2 separate regions of the Homo sapiens genome follow, and region 2 is linked to region 1. Evidence: read pairs that join two places in POLR2A ChIA-PET (ENCODE). Cell type or tissue: endothelial cell of umbilical vein. All regions are shown on one strand. Each heading gives the region's core, and the rest is flanking DNA. Links, peaks and the distances in the headings are about the cores only. Region 1 has its middle 11 kb from the start of TRT-AGT4-1. Region 2 has its middle 3.7 kb from the start of TRT-CGT5-1.

Region 1 (2,914 bases), core at 296-2,795:
ATGTGTTTGGCCCAGCTACCATAGACATCTCTTGCCCCAGAGTTCCGGTGTATTTTTCCCTCTTAGTTTTTCGGTTCCTCTCCGCCATTGCACCAGCCTCAGGTCCACATAGGATGCTCTCTGCTGAGTATTGCCTTGAGTTACTGCTCTCTCTCATGTTCTAGCTGATGCTACTCGTGATCACAGTATCACCTGAGTAGGAAAGAGGATGCTAGAGGTAAAAAATGCTACCACAGCATTTTGTTTGTTTATAAAATGTTAGACCCTGGTCCCCTCCATTTTTTTCCCCTTTCATATCTAAATTTTGAGACCACTGGCCTCTAACAGTCTGTAGTAGCCCTAAGTTCAAGGTGTCATATGCTTCTCTGGTGCCTGTTAGTGAGCCAAATAGAGAAACACTATGCTAGAGAGACTGCTGACCAGGAAGATCACATCAAACCAATGGTAACAGAAATTGAACTGCAGTTCTCCAAGGACTTCGGTAATTATGGTGCATATTCTAGAGGCATACTCATTCAGATTAGAAGCGCAGAGGAGACAAAGTACATGCCCATTATCTGTGCTAATAGCAGGACATTGACACTGGAGGACTTACTGCTAGAGATGGCATAAAAGAACGTGGTATGAGCAATCCTCTGATGGATGTGGCGATGATTATTCCAACAAGAATGGAGGAAATGTGTTGGGACCAAAATTTCACATCACACTGGATTCCCAGATAATTCACAGTGATCTCAACGCCTCTTGTGACAGGATCCATTTTCCCAACTCGATCAAAAGCAATGTTGATGGTGCCATGAAAATTTTTCAAACACAGTAAATAGAGAAAAAGTAACCCAGAAAATTGAAATATTTCCTTTTGAAGGTTTTGGAGTATTCTGTTCTCTCCTTGGTAGCGTACAGATCAGCTGTTTTCAGAAAAAGCTGCCTGCTTAGTTCTTCCAAAGCATCCACTTCCTGTTGAGTAAGTGGTAATACTTTCTATCATTCCCCAGAATCCTGATGGTTTGTTATGCACCTCCCCTTTCTGGAACATCGTTCTCTGTGCCATTGCCATCCTTTTCTTTGTGGTTATGATCATATCCATGGTTTGGAGCAGTCGCTGTTCCAGGGCTAGAATATCTGTGTCAGTCACATTCCTGAGGAAATAAGACATCAAAGTGTATGTGCAGTAGACGGCACCAAATCCAGAAAGGAGGGCCATGAGAGTAACTCCAATCACACCAACCCAGCTGATGAGCTGTTCTATGGATAAGATCCCATGTTTTGGGCTGAGAATGGGAAAGGAATCTCCTAGTTTCCAGAAAAAACAGATAAAGGTCAACCACAAGAGACAGGAAAAAAGCAGTCGTTGTTTATGCACTAAGACAGAGGAGACAAAAGTAGTCGGATGTTGCTCACAATAAAATAGCCAGTTTAAAAACGCACCATGAAAACCAGAATCAGCAGAATTACACCTAGGTTCAATTTCCAGTAAAAATAACGACAGCTGCTACTCAATACTCCAAAGATTTCAAAGATGATGAGCTCAAACATAGTGCAAGAAAATGCAAACGTCACAGAGAAGATCACCTGTACAACATACTGACGCACCTCATAGTTCTTAAACAATTGGCACATGAAGAAAAGCCACCCAAATTAAAAAAAAATAGTATCTGGGAGGTAATCACGATGCTGGAATCAATCAGGAAGCCTATGGTGAAGTGTAGGGAGGGCTCCTGCCTCCATTTCCCACTTCCAAGGCCGCGGCACGCTGGGGCCACCGGCCTCTCACACAGGCGGCCTTCGCCCAGGTGCAGCCGTAGGGACTGCGGCTCGTCAGCCTGACGCCATCAAGCTGCGCCCCAGCCAGCCAGTCAATGGCTGTGTCCAGAGCTTCCCGCCTCGGGCTCAGCGTAGGTGGAGCGGACGCCTCCACTTTCATTTCTGATTTTAGTCTTCTGCGTCTCCTCTCTTGTTTATTTGTTTGTTTGTTTTTTGAGACAGAGTCTCACTCTATTGCCCAGACTTCGGTGGTGCCATTTCGGCTCACTGCAACCTCCGCCTCCTGGGTTCAGACGATTCTCCTGCCTCAGTCTCCTGAGTAGCTGGGATTACAGGCGCCGCCACAACGCTAGGCTAACTTTTGTATTTTTAGTAGAGACGGGGCTCTCGCCATGTTGGCCAGGCTGGTCTCGAACTCCTGACCTCAGGTGATCTGCCCACTTCGGCCTCCGAAAGTGCTACAGTTACAGGCATGAGCCACCGCGCCCGGCCCGCTCTTCTTTTTTCTTGGTTCATTTAGCTAAATGTTTGTCAATTTTGGTGAACTTTTCAAAGAACCAACTTTTGGTTTCATTGATTTTCTATATTGTTTCCAGCCTGTCCTTTCCGATGGCTTGCCTTTTCTGACAGCCTGCCCTATGGATTTAGCAATTACTAGCCAGGTTCACAGTTGCATAAGCCAATTCCTTAAAAAAAAATCAACCTCTCACATATAAATATTCATCTGGATGATTCTCCACAAACCGAATAAACCCCGCCTACCAGCATGCAGCTCAAGAGCACCCTAAGTTCCTTTCCAATCACTATGCGGAGGGAACCACTATTGCGACTCGCCCCACACCCACCGGCGAGAAGGCAGGGTCTTGCTTTGTAGTCCAGGCTGGAGGGCAGGGCGTAATCAGCTCACTTGAACTCCTGGGCTAAAGTGATCCTCCCTCCTCAGCATAAGCGACTAAAGGCTGGCTAATTTTTAAATTTTTTTTTGTAGAGACGGTGTCTTAATTATGTTGCCAGGGCTAGCTTCTAACTCCTGGCTCAAGTGATCCATCCGCTTCAACCAACTAAAGTGCTGGGATTGCAGGCGTGAGACACTGCGCACCGGATCACTGAAGCTGGACTGTATAGACATAGCTCCTTTTTTTTTTTTTTT
Region 2 (2,914 bases), core at 310-2,809, 120 kb before region 1:
GTTCATGAAGTCTCCAAGAAAAACAAACTGGGATAACAAAGCCAGAAAATATCACTGCAGCCTTATCAGGCTATTTAGAATGAACCAAGCTATTGCTTAAAGCCAGAAGCTGCATCGCATTCTTCCCCAGGCCAGATGCCTCCTCACCCTTTTTTGACAGAAGGTGAGCCTTCTATATACTAGTCTCACTGAGATGCATCTATTGGGAAGAACCTAGACTTCCTCCGTCATAGCAGTTTATGGCAAACCTATTCATACTCTTCCTTGCAGTGGTGGTGCTCCCAATGTGAGAAAATAAAAAATATCTTGAGGTAAATATTATTTTTTATCAGCTACTCAGGCTTCAACTTATCCTATCATTCAAAGTTTATGAAGCATCGGTCGGGTGCGGTGGTTTACGCCTGTAATCCCAGCAATTTGGGAGGCTGAGGCGGGTAGATCACCTGACGTCAGGAGCTCGAGACAGCCTGGCCAACATGACGAAACCCTGTCTCTACTAAAAATACAAAAATTAGCTGGGCATGGTGGTGGGCACCTGTAATCCCAGCTACACTGGAGGCTGAGGCAAGAGAACCGCTTGAATCCGGGAGGCAAAGGTTGCAGTGGGCAGAGATCGCCCCACTGCATTCCAGCCTGGGCAACAGAGCAAGATTCTGTCTCAAAAAAAAAAAAAAAAAAAAAGTACAGAAATTCATCACCCAACAAACTCCTGGAAGATATCACTATAATTATAAGAACAATCAGATAATGCAGATTATTCTGCATTTGCACTTCCAGATCCATTATCTGCCTTTCTTCTCCCTGGAAAGAAATCACTTGGCCCCTGGCTCCCGTTTGGATTCAGCCAATGGAAGACAGCAGCAGGAGATAAGAGGGCACAAAGAAGAGAGGCAGATGCATGTACAGTATTTCTCCTACTTGCTCCCTGACAGCCTGTGTTCCTCCCATGGGCACAGCTCCTAGTGGGTGGTTCCTCTCCCGTTGCTGGAACTCTTGCCAAATTCTGGCAATTCTGCCCCTTCTCTTTTCCCTTAATGCCTAGGAATAGTGAAGATTCCCACTGTTCTGATCCCTGAAGATTTCCTCACATCTTCTTGGTTCCCTTAATTCTATAAAGAAGCCCTCCAATAATCTTTCCTCAATCCACCTGATGAATATAACCAGATTTACCCAAGCCCACTTCTGATCCTTACTCTCCTGACCGCAGTGTGGGGAGGCGCTTCAAAGATGGAGCCTAGGCCGGGCGCGGTGGCTCACGCCTGTAATCCCAGCACTTTGGAAGGCCGAGGCGGGCGGATCACGAGATCAGGAGATCGAGATCATCCTGGCTAACACAGTGAAACCCTGTCTCTACTAAAAAATACAAAAAATTAGAGGGGCGTGGTGGCGAGCGCCTATAGTCCCAGCTACTCGGGAGGCTGAGGCAGGGGAATGGCGTGAACCCGGGAGGCGGAGCTTGCAGTGAGCTGAGATCGCGCCGCTGTACTCCAGCCTGGACGACAGAGCGAGACTCCGTCTCAAAAAAAAAAAAAAAAAAAAGAAAGATGGAGTCTATAAGAGCATCAAGGTCCACGGCCTGAATAGTAACTTCCCTGCATTTGTGATTTTCCCTCTTAAAGATAACTCTGAAATTAGAAATCAATATAACGGGTGCTCTGAAAACATTCATTAAAACATTCTAATTAGGCAAAGGTATATACTACAATAGAAGTAGGATTTTTTTTTTTTAAGATGGAGTTTCACTCTTGTCACCCAGACTGGAGTGCAATGGTGTAATCTCAGCTCACTGCAACCTCTGCCTCCCAGGTTCAAGCAATTCTGTCACAGCCTGCTGAGTAGCTAGGATTACAGGAGCACGCCACCGCGTCCGGCTAATTTTTTGTATTTTTTTTTTTTTTTTTTTTTTTGAGACGGAGTCTCGCTCTGTCCCCAGGCTGGAGTGCAGTGGCAATCTCAGCTCACTGCAACCTCCGCCTCCCGAGTTCAAGCGATTCTCCTGCCTCAGTCTCCCGAGTAGCCGGGATTACAGGCACGCGCCACCATACCCAGCTAATTTTTGTATTTTAGTAGAGACGAGGTTTCACCATGTTGGCCAGGATGGTCTCCATCTCTTGACCTCGTGATCCGCTCGCCTCGGCCTCCCAAAGTGCTAGGATTACAGGCATGAGCCACCACCCGGCCATTTTTTGTATTTTCAGTAGAGACAGGGTTTCACCATGTTGGCCAGGCTGGTCTCGAACTCCTGACCTCAGGTGATCCTCCCGCCTTGGCCTCCCAAAGTGTTGGGGTTATAAGCGTGAGCCACTGCTTCCTACCGGAAGTAGAAATTAATAACAATAAAAACAATAAAGTTAATTGTTTAATTTAGTGTCACAGAGTCAAAGGGACAGATCCTACATTTACTAAATCCTGAATTATTCAGCTCCTCAAATCACATTTATTTGAAGGTTAAACCAAATACAAAGAAATATTACTTTTGCATATTTTTTTATAATTTAGAAAGTATTGCAATATAATCATTTGACTTATAGATAAATTCAAAAGTCAACCAATAGCCATCAGTATGCTGATTTATTTCCTTCTAAGATTTTGCTCTGCAAATACACTGAGAATGAAATTGTGATCATTCATAAAGTTTTGTCCTCTGCTTTGTTCACTCAATGGTAGTTCATGAACTTTCTCTGTATTATTAAATGCCGGTTTCTTCTAAAAACCTGTAAGAGCTGCATGATATTCCATATGGATATGGTATGGTAAGATAAGCTTGCACCAAAGTATAATTAAATGCACTGCTGCCTTTACTGAGGAACTCTTCCTACAATCAGTGAGTCAATGGAACTAAAGATGATTAGTGATATAGTTGATTTGCCTTCTGGCACAAGCTCCATATACAATATATACCTATACACATACA

What was found. Peaks named below come from ENCODE experiments on the same cell type or tissue, not always from the same donor. Only the 100,000 strongest peaks of a DNase experiment are listed, where the experiment ranks them.
Region 2: POLR2A ChIA-PET joins it to region 1 with 13 read pairs; 2 of 35 experiments call an interaction of 5 or more read pairs at or near these places.

What each region holds. Positions count from the first base shown.
Region 1 is chr6:27,736,656-27,739,569 of GRCh38, forward strand. It overlaps the pseudogene GPR89P. Among named protein-coding and RNA genes, the nearest start is that of TRT-AGT4-1, 11 kb to the left of the region's middle. RefSeq lists enhancers at 919-2,118, 1,582-1,701, 1,712-2,051. In endothelial cell of umbilical vein, for the core only: no CTCF peak of the experiment used is centred there; a DNase peak (open chromatin) is centred at 1,856; H3K4me3 peaks cover 683 bases.
Region 2 is chr6:27,613,164-27,616,077 of GRCh38, forward strand. No RefSeq gene overlaps it. Among named protein-coding and RNA genes, the nearest start is that of TRT-CGT5-1, 3.7 kb to the right of the region's middle. In endothelial cell of umbilical vein, for the core only: no CTCF peak of the experiment used is centred there; no DNase peak of the experiment used is centred there.